Regions from separate parts of the Homo sapiens genome. Here region 2 is linked to region 1. The links are chromatin contacts, found by Hi-C or POLR2A ChIA-PET in ENCODE. All regions are on one chromosome and are shown on one strand. The core of a region is the stretch at or near the end of the contact, and the rest is flanking DNA. Distances in the headings are between cores, read along the strand shown. Region 1 overlaps LOC105373451 (a long non-coding RNA gene). Region 2 has its middle 210 kb from the start of RDH14.

Region 1 (6,074 bases), core at 2,616-5,115:
TAAATGATATTCAGACAAATAGCTTTGTTTCCTTTCAGTAACCAGGTCCATCTCCTGTGATTTTATTGTTCATAAAATTAGGTTCATAGACATTGTTCTGTCTGTACGTCAACTTCAAGCTTATATAAAAGGACAATAAGGCATAAATAATTCACATAAACTCCTCAAAATTAGGATGAAAGAGGCTCAAGGGTTTGGGGAAGAGAGCAGTCAATACTACCCTCAAGAGAATCAAAACAAACATTAACCTCTCAGAAAGAGTCAGGCTGGAGAGAGACACCAAGAGAACTTGGTAAGTCCTTGGTGAGAACTTGGGAGCACACTTTTGCATGTTTATATTCCTTTACCATATGTTCTCCTACAAAGCTTATAATGTAGGGCAGCAAGAAAGAACATGTGTAGAGTATCACATCTCACTCTGTAGGCTCATCTTAGTTATAAAACCTCTCATAGAGAAGAGAGGAAGTTGGAGCAGTCAATGGAAATGAAGGAGAGGCTTCCCAGGCCTGAGCATAGGGAGGCTGACTTGGACATGGAAGGAGCCCTAATACTTAGAAAAGGAAACACTAGTGTGAGTGTTCCTGACAAAAAGCTTAATAAGAAAATATATATTATAGAAAATATAGAAAATATATAGAAAAAATATAGAAAATATATATTATATCATATTATAGTTTCATGTTTCATGGACATGTAATTGGGATCATAGGGCTTGTTTTAGATCAGTTTAATATAGCCAATAGTCTTGGCCTTCCAGAAGGATCGATGGAGGCTGGTGGCCAAAAACTCCAGGCCATATTATTGGCCTCCCTCTTAGCTGACCCTGCTTTTGAACAGGACTGTTCTGTCCCTCAACCTTCCCTGTCTATCAGCAAATGATAAAGAGAATTTTCTGTGCCAGGAACAATGTCATGGAGGCCTAAAAGATGAAATCCCCTGTGCTTAATGTTCCTCCCAAGGTAAGGCCTGGAGCTCCAAAGGGCATTGACCTGTTCTTGGTTTTTCACCCTATATAGGTGACAAGTACCTTAAAAGTAGGCAACGACATTTATTCTACTCTTATGCCGTTCTGAAAACCTAGAATACCAATTAGCACTCAGCTTCTGACTCACACTTTTTAAGATTTTGTAGTTGGTTAAAGTAAAATGACAGTAACTGAAGCACACAACACATTATAAACATTGGTCATAATTACATCTACATACTGAATTATCTATACAATTAAATAAATTATATAGCACTGATACTTGTTCATGAGGAACCTAGAATACTTGCTTACACATATTAGTGGTACATATTTATTTGTTAAAATCATCAGAATCCATTTTGTGCACATAACACTACTAAGAAATAGGAAGGAGTAAGAAAAATAACAGTCTTACCTTAATAAATTTATTACATATATTATCACAAAAGTGATGCAACCAAGGCTGCTACAAAGCAGATTGTTTTATTTTATACATTCTTTAAATGTATAAGTATGTTTCTGAATAAGTCTATTTAGAAATAAAAATATATATTTCAAAGATTCTGGAAAACCAGTGATATGCAAGATATCACCTATTCATTCTAGATCAAACATTAACCAGAGTCTATAATCAATGTAAGGAAACAAAATATTTTGCATATTTCTAGACTGGCAATAACTTGATTTTTAAAGTTTTTATTCATGACGTGGTTATATGCAAGAGCTGGTGGTTAGAAGACAATTAATGTCTTGATAAATATACTTGCCATCCATTCTAGATCAAAGTCATGAACATCTGGATAAAGCTTCACTTGGTCTGAAAATGAATCAGATAATGTTAAAGTATCCAAAATATTGACTTAATCACATCTGTTATTTTATGAGGATGGACAGGAAAGAAATTTAATGCTGATACTAGCATAATAATTTGGGGATTTTTTAAAATACGAAAAGATGAGTTGTCAGAATAGAGACTACAATGGCTGGAGCCCTCTCTAAGAAGATATTATAAACATAGCTTTCTTAAAGATCCCAACCTAACAAAAATTTTATGTATCTACATTTCTAGAAGATACAGAATGCCAAATATTCCAATGTAAGGATGGTCCTGAGAAAAAAGATCCTTGGAAGTCTTTAGAGTGGTAATCATATGCCAATGTCCCTGCTGAGAGATGGTATAACCTCATGTTGAACAGCTGCTGTTAGAGTGGTAAGAACATAATTCCCTAATGGCTTATCATCTACCTTGTGGGTTTTTCTGGAAGTAAACCAAGGCATCAAACTGAAACTCAGGAGACTGAGAATGTAACTAAATAGTTATAGGTCACTAATGTGAAGTCAAACATGGACACCGGAGATGGGCTGTAATTGATCTCAAGGATCTATGTCACATGAACCAGTTTTTCCTTTCAAGTCCAAGGTACTATGGTGGGAAAGAACCATGACGAGGTCTGGGAATCAAGCATCCTTTATTTTTATCTTGGCTCTGATACTAAGCAGCCTTTTGATATTGGCAAATCAATTCATTTTATTGAGTTTGTCTTCCAAAAATATGGAGAATCTCCTTACTTGAATCACTGTTTTTGTGAAGCTCCAGCAACACTGTGGGTGAAAGTGTTGTGCCCCTGTGAGACAGCATTGTATAACAGGGAAAGATGACATGGTCCTGATTCTAAATAAGGACAACGACTTTCCATATTTATGAATCAATCAGAGACACCCATACATGAAGGCAGAAAAATAGATGAGAAGCTCAGATGCAATATTCCTGCAGAAAAAAATGCTGCAGCATTGTGAGGTTTCAACACGCAGATTCTAGAGCTGGTATTTTGGTTGCTGTTATTCAACCTACAAAGGATTTATTTCCCTTTACTGAATTCACAGGTTAGGCCATATAAGTCAGATCTGCTTCTCTTGAGATGAAGATGCTGGCCCCGATCTGTCTGTTTACATAATGCCTTATGTGTTGTTTCCCCTAACATAACCTCACATGCAATGATTTGCCACAGAACAAAGTGTGCAGTATGCAGAGCAAGGATGGTTTTTTCTAGTCCACACAGGAGAACAATAAAATCCAATTAATTTAAATCAATTAAAGCGAAATATCTTAGTATCTTCTAGGTACCTCACACTGCTGAGTGTTATTGGACATAAAAGATGCACAACAATGCCTGTTGACCACAGTCTATCTGAAAAGGCAAGAAGCTAAATGTGCTGTATAGTAAGCAACTTACTCTGCAAGTTAAGCTGCACTCTCTGTGCAACGTTTAACAAGGTATCTTTCCTGACTAAGTCGTACAAACAGAAACAACAGGAAAGATGTCTGTTAAAAGTTGCACACGGAATCGATGATGAGTTAGGATAAGGACCAATATCTCCTAACCATCAGGCTAGTGTTCTTGTCACTACTTCACACAGAGTTCATGTTCAGTATACCTTTAACAGATGGCTCTGCAGCTTTTTTTTTTTCTACATTCAGAAGAGATCTTCTTTTACAACAGAAAAGACCTATTGTAGTTCATAAAATTGGATAATCCAAAACGTGTTTATCAATAGTACTAGAAACATGCAAAATTCAGTCTGTTTTTATTTAAATCAGTAATCCATGTATTACCAGCTACCAACAAGGCTATGTCTGAGGCTTTAAAGGATGAGTAGAATTTTCTACAGGAAAAAAAAATTAGGGAAAAGCATATTGAGAAAGTGTGGGGATACATTTGCAGATCAGATTTACACTGCTATTAAATGCAAAAGTGAGTGCTTTGGCTGCTGTTCATTCGTAAGTGTGTGCACAAGCCTAGACAGGGCGACGTACAGGCTTCATGAAATATGCATAAGCCATCGCCTAATTTCCTTACAACGATTATGCAACTATTTCAAAGGTATTGTTCAGGCGTTCTAACAGCGTTTATTCCTACAAAGCCTGTATTTGTTTCATGAGCTTTTATGCGTAATTATTTTGATGGACTTACCCTAGAGTTAGTTCCCTTTATATTATTTTACTATTGTACTCATTTTTCATTCACCCCACAACAACACTGTCCTCATTTAATCTTTGTGAATTCAGAAAGTTTAGGTTGAATTATTTTCCCTTTCCTTTAGAAAAGTAGTCTTACAGATAAGACACTCCTTGAGTAACACCAAAGGCATCTCAGCCACCAGCATTCCAGAAATTTCTGCAGGCTGATTACACATTGACAGAAGCAGACAGACTTCCTCTTGTCCTGGCTCATAACTGTTTGACCTCAGGAGATAACCTAAACTGGGTCAGGCTCATTTTGAGAAAATAAAGATTCAATGTTTCAATGTGTAGGCTGGACATGGTGACTCAAGCCTGTAATCCCAGAACTTTGGGAGGCCAATGTGGGAAGACGGCTTAAGGCCAGGAGTTTGAGATCAGCCTGGGCAACATAAAAAGACCCTATCTTTCCAAAATATTTTGAAAAAATTAGCTGAATGTGATGGTGTGCACCTGTACTCCTGGCTACTTGGGAAGCTGAGGCAGAAGGACCACTTTAGCCCCAGAGTTTCAGACTGCAGTGGGCAATGATCATTCCACTGCACTCCAGCCTGGGTGACAGAGTAAAACCCTGTCTTCAAAAAAAGAAAAAAAGATTCAATGTACGTATAAATATAATTTTTATTACAAGGCAAAGTGTTTTTAAACAACCAAATATAGCTGGTAATAAGTTACTTTCTCAGTAATGTCTTTCCTCCATTCTCTATAAAAGTGCACATTTCTCCTTTTTCAATTTGGTTAAACTGCATGCTTATTTTTGCCTATGCAGATACAACCTTTCCTCTTTTTTTGTTTATTTTATCTTCTATGAGTAGAAAGGCAATGAGATTTGAAATCATAAGTGGGACTGAATACTAATAATGTGACCATGAAAAAGTTATTTTAAGCCTTCACTTCCTCACTCGTAAACATATAATCGACAGCTTGTAAAAGTATTATGTGTGTGTTCACTTGTATATATACACACATATATATACACACATATATCATATATGTATGAACAAAATATTTACCACACATTTTGGGGGGAGGATGGAATGAGATAGTACAGTGGGTTGCTTAATATACGTTAGTCTTTCTCCTTCTCAACTCTGAAACTTAGACTGATCAATTGGACATATTATATAATATCTCTGCAGATAATCTTTTTGTTGTTGCTGCTATTTAGTACCAAATCAACATCCATGTTACCATGGATGAAAATCACTGTCATTGGTCCTGAAATATTATCATCAAAGTCATGACTTGTAGAATTATGTCCAAAGAGAGAATAAAAAAGGTCAAGATGATTAAGTAAATATATGTAAAGATTTTCTCATAGACCCAACCAACAACTTTGTAGCTATATTAAACTAAAGTCAATATAACATGATCCCACATTAATAGAAGTATAGCATTACTCAAATTGTTATGAAGATAAAGAACTTACTACTCTCCACAGCAGCCTGTTACATTGTTGAATATCTATTATTATTATTACAAAAATATTTATGTTCACTGAGTCCTATAACATTACTGTAAACCTGTGCTATGCCTTCTGGGGGCACATTAGCTCAATTCATGCTTCACAGGTTCATCTAGATATGATAGCTTTGGCAAAATGTATTAATAAGATTATTCATAAGAACATAAGCAAAGCAGATGCAGAAAGATTAAAAATAACATTATGACTACGAAGCATTTTAAAAGGGCTACATAATTTTACCACATGTATTACAGAGCAAAAGAAAAAGAGAGTGAGAGATGGAGAAGGCAAAATAGGAGAATTTAATAAGATACCTGTAATGTATCAAAACCGATTTCAGATGTCAACTCTTTAGTCCAATCTTCTCACAATATTTCAGAGTCCATCACTCTCTCCTCTGATTTCATCTGGAATTTTCTAGTTTTTCCTGCTATAGGCTTATTGCCTAGTGTACTAATAAGCTGTTTTCTATTTCTTTCATCTCACTGGACTGTGCCAGGCTCCAGGACAGAGACAGGTTCTTATTTTTCCCTTTTTAGGAACTCACTCTTGATTGAATGAGTAAATTCGACATCCAGGGAGGAAACTATCAGTACAGGGAGGGAGGTGCTTCTGCATAATCA
Region 2 (6,074 bases), core at 2,200-4,699, 47 kb before region 1:
GCATCACAACATAGCTAGACTTCCTGTTTGAATGTCGTGTTTGGTGTGCTGAGATTTGGAGCAGAATTTTAATTCATCCACTTACCATCTTTGACAAGTAACTCAACAACTCTGAAATCTCAAATTTTTCATCTGTGAAATCAGCATAATAATAGCTACCTCATAGGTGGTTTTGAGATTTAATTATGGTGCTATGTAGACTGTCTAACATACAGAGAAAACCAGATAAATGATAGCTACTATTCAGACCCAATCATCCAATAATTGCATAGTCTCTGTTAATATATCTTTATTGGACTTTGCATTTCAACATGGTCAGTGCCTGACAAGTGGTATTTCTACTGATTACTCTGAGGCTAGCCTGTTTGAATGTACTGCTAGTTCCGTGAGGAAAGGAATTTGTGTTTGTGTTATTCACTGCTGTATCTGCATCATTTAGAATGGTGCCTGGCACACAGTAGATTTCAAATACCACTGACTGAACAGTGATTCTCTGAATGAAGGCTTATGAGATATCTGTACATTCTCTGTGACACTCTTTCTCTGTCCCAGCAAATCTGGCAATTTTATCAATGTTATCTGTCATCCCATGTTCATTTACATTATATACACCCAGGAGGATGGCAGTCTTCTTAAAAGCTCACATACTTAAAAACATTCCTAATCAATTTAATTCTGAAAACTTCAGATGATTCCAGAGTTACAAGAGTGATTTATATTTCAATAGCCTAACTTGTTAATTTTTAAATCACCTATCTCTACAACTTTTGCAAATGAAGAAAGATATGCCATGAAAATATTAATCAAAAGAAAGCTGGTATAATTCTATTAATTTCAGAAAACATAGAATCCACAATAAGAAATATTAGAGATAAAAAACTCATTACATAGCCACAAATGCGTCAATTTTCCAAGAAGACATAATCCTAAATGTGTATACTTCTAATAGCTGAACTTCAAAAACTGATTTTAAAAAGAAGTACAGATCTCTAAAATTAGAGTTCAAACTTGCTCTCTCAATAATTTATAGAACAAGTAGAAATAAAGTAAGGTTATAGACAAACTATCAATCAGTTTGACCTAACTGATATTTATAGAACACTCCAATCCAACAATAGTAGAATATACATTCTTCTCAAGCGTGCATGGAATCTTCTCCAAGAAAGACTTAATCTGAATCATAAAACAATTCAACAAGTGTAAAAGAATAGAGACTATATATTTTCTTGAGTCACAATGAAATTAAACTGGAAATAAAAACAGAAACATAGCTGGGAAATTCCAAAATATTTAGAAATTAAATAAGACAATTCTAAATAATTCATAGGTTCAAAAAGAAGTTAACAGGGAAATTTTTAAATATTATAAATGAAATTTAAAAACATATCAAAATTTGTGGCATGCAGCTAAAGCAGTTCTTAGAGGGATATTTATATCACTAAATGTTTATTTTAAAACATTTACGTGACTCAAAACTAAAAATTATACAAAAAGGTGCATGCATTGAGATGTCCTTTTTTCAAACCTAACCTCTCCATCCATTTTTTTTTCCCATACCACCACTACCATCACCACTTTGCTCATAAAAGTAATGGTTTTTATTGGTTTCTGGCTTATTTTTTCCAGTGTTTCTTTTGCAAAATAATCAAATACATGTAACTATACTTACATTTTATCGTTTCTTATATAAAATGTAGCATCTTGTATACCCTTTTCTATACAAGAAGATAGTTTTTAATATTCAGTCTTCCTAGGAAAAGATTTATTTAAATAACTTTAAGAAATCTGTGACTGTGGTATATTACTTCATTGAACTCTCTGTGTTTTTTGGGACTAACCATGTTTAATTTAAATATAAGAAAAGTACATAGTTAAGGTTATGGTAAATATTAAAACAAATAATTGCATATAGAAGCATAATTCTAAACTATGAAATACTATTGAAATATACAATAGTCAGTGACATAAGAATAACTGACTTTTTAAAAGAATGCACATTTAAAATGAAAAAAGTAATTATCTGTTTTGAACTAGTTTAAGGAATAAAAGGGCATTTATCTACTCATGTAATTGTCTGATAGGTCAATGCTAGAATCTTTCTCCAGGATAACAGGAGCTGGAGACTTAAATAGTCTCCCCATACATCATATTAATAAATTTAGGACCTGTCCCTAGTACAGATAATAGGTTGGAGAGAAAAGTTAAGGTCGAGTGTTCATGAAGAATTTGGTTGTAGTGAAAAATTTACAGCATTTTAAGGTGCTGTTTGTTCTTCTTGATTTCTAACTTGGTAGATCAGTAATTTAAAATTCAACCTTTGATATATAGACCAATAACACATTCTTGATTTAAGGACAATAATCACTGCAGTTGTGAAAATAAACACCACTACTTATACTGCCTGGCAGGGTCTGCATTGTAAAACAAGCCTGAGTTGTGTTTATATTGCATTTGGATTGATGGGGAATGTGGCATTCATCTGCCAGGGGTCACTTCAGGCTTCCATGGCAGGAGGCCATATAATTTAAAAAATTAAAAAATTAAATTAAATTAAAAAGCCCCTGCAGATATTTGCTAGTACTGCTTGATACTCAGGAATTCAGGAATTGAATATTATAGGGTAAGGTGTGCTTTAAACACAATCTTAGGATTCTGCAGGCACAATGACAGAGGAAGAGACACGGGCCATGGAATATTCAGATGTGGAGCAGAATCTTAATTCATCGACTTATCACTATGCATCTTTGACAAGTAACTCACAACTCTGAAATCTCATATTTCTCATCTGTAAAATCAGTATAATGATATCTACCTCATAGGGTGGTTTCGAGGTTTAATTAAGGTGCTATGTAGAGTGTCTAACATACAAAGAAAGCCAGATAAATGATAGCTACTATTCAGACTCAGTCATCCGATAATTGCATAGTCTATGTTAATATATCTTTATTTGACTGTGCATTTCAACATGGCCAGTGCCTGACAAGTGATATTCATATTGATGACTCTGAGGCTAGCCTGTTAAGTCCCTAAGGGATTCTTAATCCACAAATAATAAATGGTGATGAAAAGGGTTTTAGCGCTAATGTATTTAATCAGTTTTTATTAGCATCACATTGATAAATTCAATGGGAATATCTCACAGTCTTATTTTACTGGCCTTCTCTGCAGCTTTTGACACTGTTCAAACTCTTTCTTGAATATTAGGGTTTTAAAATTTTAGTATGAATAACACATTTTCCCCAACCTCCCTAACTGGTCTTTCCAAATATTTTTGTGGGCAACACCTTTTTTTTTTACTTCTTAAATATTGGTTTTCCTTAGGCATCTTTCAGAAGACATCCCTTCTCACCTCACTAATCTTTTTAGACAATGTATTTCATTCCTATGACTTCACTTGTCATTTAAGTCATGGCCGCTGAGTAAGGCTGTGCAGTCTGTACACTGCCCGAAAGTGCTAGGCCAAGAGAGAGAGAGTGCTGGCAGAGATTCAGTCTGTGTTCTGCTTGCCAGGATGTGTACTCCAGGGCCAGTATTTACCTAGAGGAGGGCTTTTTCTAATTTATACAAAATTATTCCATATGTGAGCAACTGCCCTTTTCTAAATGACACTTACAAATTCATGCATGCACACACACACATACACATACGCACAGTGCAAATCTTTATACTTATATCAAGCTTTACAAATTTAACTGCCAGTGTGAATCTCCATCTGTATGAATCAAACTCCACATGACCTAAACTGAGCCAGTTCCTTCTTCACCCAACTTTACAGTTTCATCCATGTCCCCTATCTCTCTGGATAGAATTAATATCCACCAAATGCCTCAGCCAGAAATTTAAAGCTACATTTCACCGCTCCCACTCCCTTACTGTCAATATTGAATAACAGCAAACACTCTGCTGTCTGTACTGCCCAGACTGCCCTTCAGGACTTAAGTGCATATTTCTCCAAGTGGTAAGAATGCTGCCAGCTGAGAGCTTGCAGCCATCTGCCCTCTCCGGGATTTCCCCAACCCTAGAGCACTACCTCATCCAAGAGTACAGCGCATGCCCAGTGACTAGTTCTTGGAGAATTTAAAGGCCCAACTCTAGACAACTCTACCGGACCGTCCTAGCTCCAGAGCTCCCAGTGAATGCCTTATGTCTTCATTACAACCCCATTTCTCCCTCTCCATAGTTCTGCTTCCTTCTCTTTCCCCTCAGACATTGATCCCAAGAGCACTTTCAAATGACATTCTGCACACTCATGGTCTATGCCATCAACCATCCTCCAAGTGTCAGTGGGATATATTCATTCTCTCCATCCTTGCTATTACTTCCATATTTATGTCATCCTAATCCCTCACCTGGATGATAGCTGCTGCCTTTATCTTCTCATCTGTAATTTTCTCTGCTTGTAATCCACTGTCTACACTGTCAGAGTAATGATTTGATCATACACACACTACTTAATTCCTTAATTCTTTTCTGGAAGAGTGAAATCTATACTTCTTAACATAGCTTGGAAGATCCCTTCTGTTCTGGTCTCTACTGTTTACCAACCTCATCTTTCATTACTTACTTCATTTTGTTCCTATCTCTGACCATGCTCAACCATTTCTGGTATTTACCTACTTGTTTAATGTATCAAAATTTCTTTTGCCTTTCAGACTTTGTCCTTAAACTTGGTGACCTTTGCTTCCCACATCTCCCTCCATCTCTATTCCTTAAGCCATCCTTTTGCCTCCAGTGCAACCTGAGAACCTAAAGCCCAGCTAAATCTTATTAAAATCCTTTAAGTCTCAGAATTAATACTACTTGTTCTAGAAAATATTTTCTAAATCTTAGGAGACTAGATATATCATGTTCTCTCTGTGCTTCCATAGCATCCTGTACTTAGTCCTAAGAAGCACTATTGATATTGTATTGTGATAGACTTTTATATCTCTTAAATAATTTATGTTTTATCTCTCAATTCATTAAACTGGTCAATTATATTTACATTAATAGTGTGTCTAATGATAAACCTTTCTCTTACTCAAAGGATAAATATGAATAAATCATAAGATATATTTCAATGTGCTGTTGAATGTTGGTTAATTTTTTTTTCAAATTTTTATGTTGCTACTCTTTAAGCAACACTGCCTATTATTTTCTTTCCTTGTACATTCTCTGGTTTTAAAATCAAGATCATATCAATCATTTTAAATAAGATAGAAGCTATTTTATCTATCTCTATTTTCTACAACTGTACAAGGCAAGGTAAGTATTTTTTGTTCCTCGAATGTTTGATATAATTCTCTTATCTGGATATAGAAATGTTTGTGTATTTTTAATAGTGAGTGCAATTTACCTTAATATACACAGGCTTATTCATATTTTCAATTTTCCTTTGAATTTGTTTAAAGTTACAGTTTTCTGAAAATATTGTTTCACCTATGATTTGAAATTTTAATAGCACTACATGTTTACATATGTAACAAAACTGCCCATCCTGCATATATGCCCCCAAACTTAAAATAAAAGTTGGGAATTAAATTAAGAAAATGTGGCACATATACACCATGGAATACTATGCAGTCATGAAAAAAGATGAGTTCATGTCCTTTGCAGGGACATGGATGAAGCTGGAAACCATCATTCTCAGCAAACTATCGCAAGGACAAAAACCAAACACCGTATGTTCTCACTCATAGGTGGGAATTGAACAATAAGAACACGGGACACGGGAAGGGGAACATCGCACACCGGGGTCTGTCATGGGGTGGGGGGAGCGGGAAGGGACAGCATTAGGAGATATATGTAATGTAAATGACGAGTTAATGGGTGCAGCACACCAACATGGCGCGTGTATACATATGTAACAAACCTGCATGTTGTGCACATGTACCCTAGAACTTAAAGTATAATAATAATAAAAAAAAGTTGGAAATTAAAAAAGAAATTTAATGGCATTACGTTGTTAATAATAATCTCTAATTTTTCAGAAGTAAATCTTTGTTCTATCCAAGGTTATATTCTCCTTTTTAGATATAATTTTGTTCATTTGTGCTTTCTGTTTCATAACCAATCTTGCCAGCATTTTGCCTATT

What was found. Hi-C counts contacts between places; a loop is a spot of excess contacts on that map. ChIA-PET counts read pairs that join two places held with the same protein, here RNA polymerase II (POLR2A). Pooled maps may share reads with other maps.
Region 2: a map of PC-9 shows a loop between it and region 1 (2.1-fold over the local background). The contact joins two enhancer-like sites. A Hi-C loop is called at or near these places in 2 of 168 maps with a recorded cell type or tissue (PC-9 and endothelial cell of umbilical vein) and 1 of 50 pooled maps. POLR2A ChIA-PET finds 5 or more read pairs at or near these places in 2 of 52 experiments (AG04450 and activated CD4-positive, alpha-beta T cell).

The regions. Positions count from the first base shown.
Region 1 is chr2:18,297,747-18,303,820 of GRCh38, reverse strand. LOC105373451 (a long non-coding RNA gene) reads left to right here. Exons shown (of 4, transcript XR_001739301.2): 2 at 2,037-2,177. Among named protein-coding and RNA genes, the nearest start is that of RDH14, 260 kb to the left of the region's middle. Within about 2 kb of position 3,865, at least 4 of the 41 ENCODE cell types and tissues checked have a DNase peak (open chromatin) inside an H3K27ac peak, as active enhancers do.
Region 2 is chr2:18,343,951-18,350,024 of GRCh38, reverse strand. No RefSeq gene overlaps it. Among named protein-coding and RNA genes, the nearest start is that of RDH14, 210 kb to the left of the region's middle. Within about 2 kb of position 3,449, at least 2 of the 41 ENCODE cell types and tissues checked have a DNase peak (open chromatin) inside an H3K27ac peak, as active enhancers do.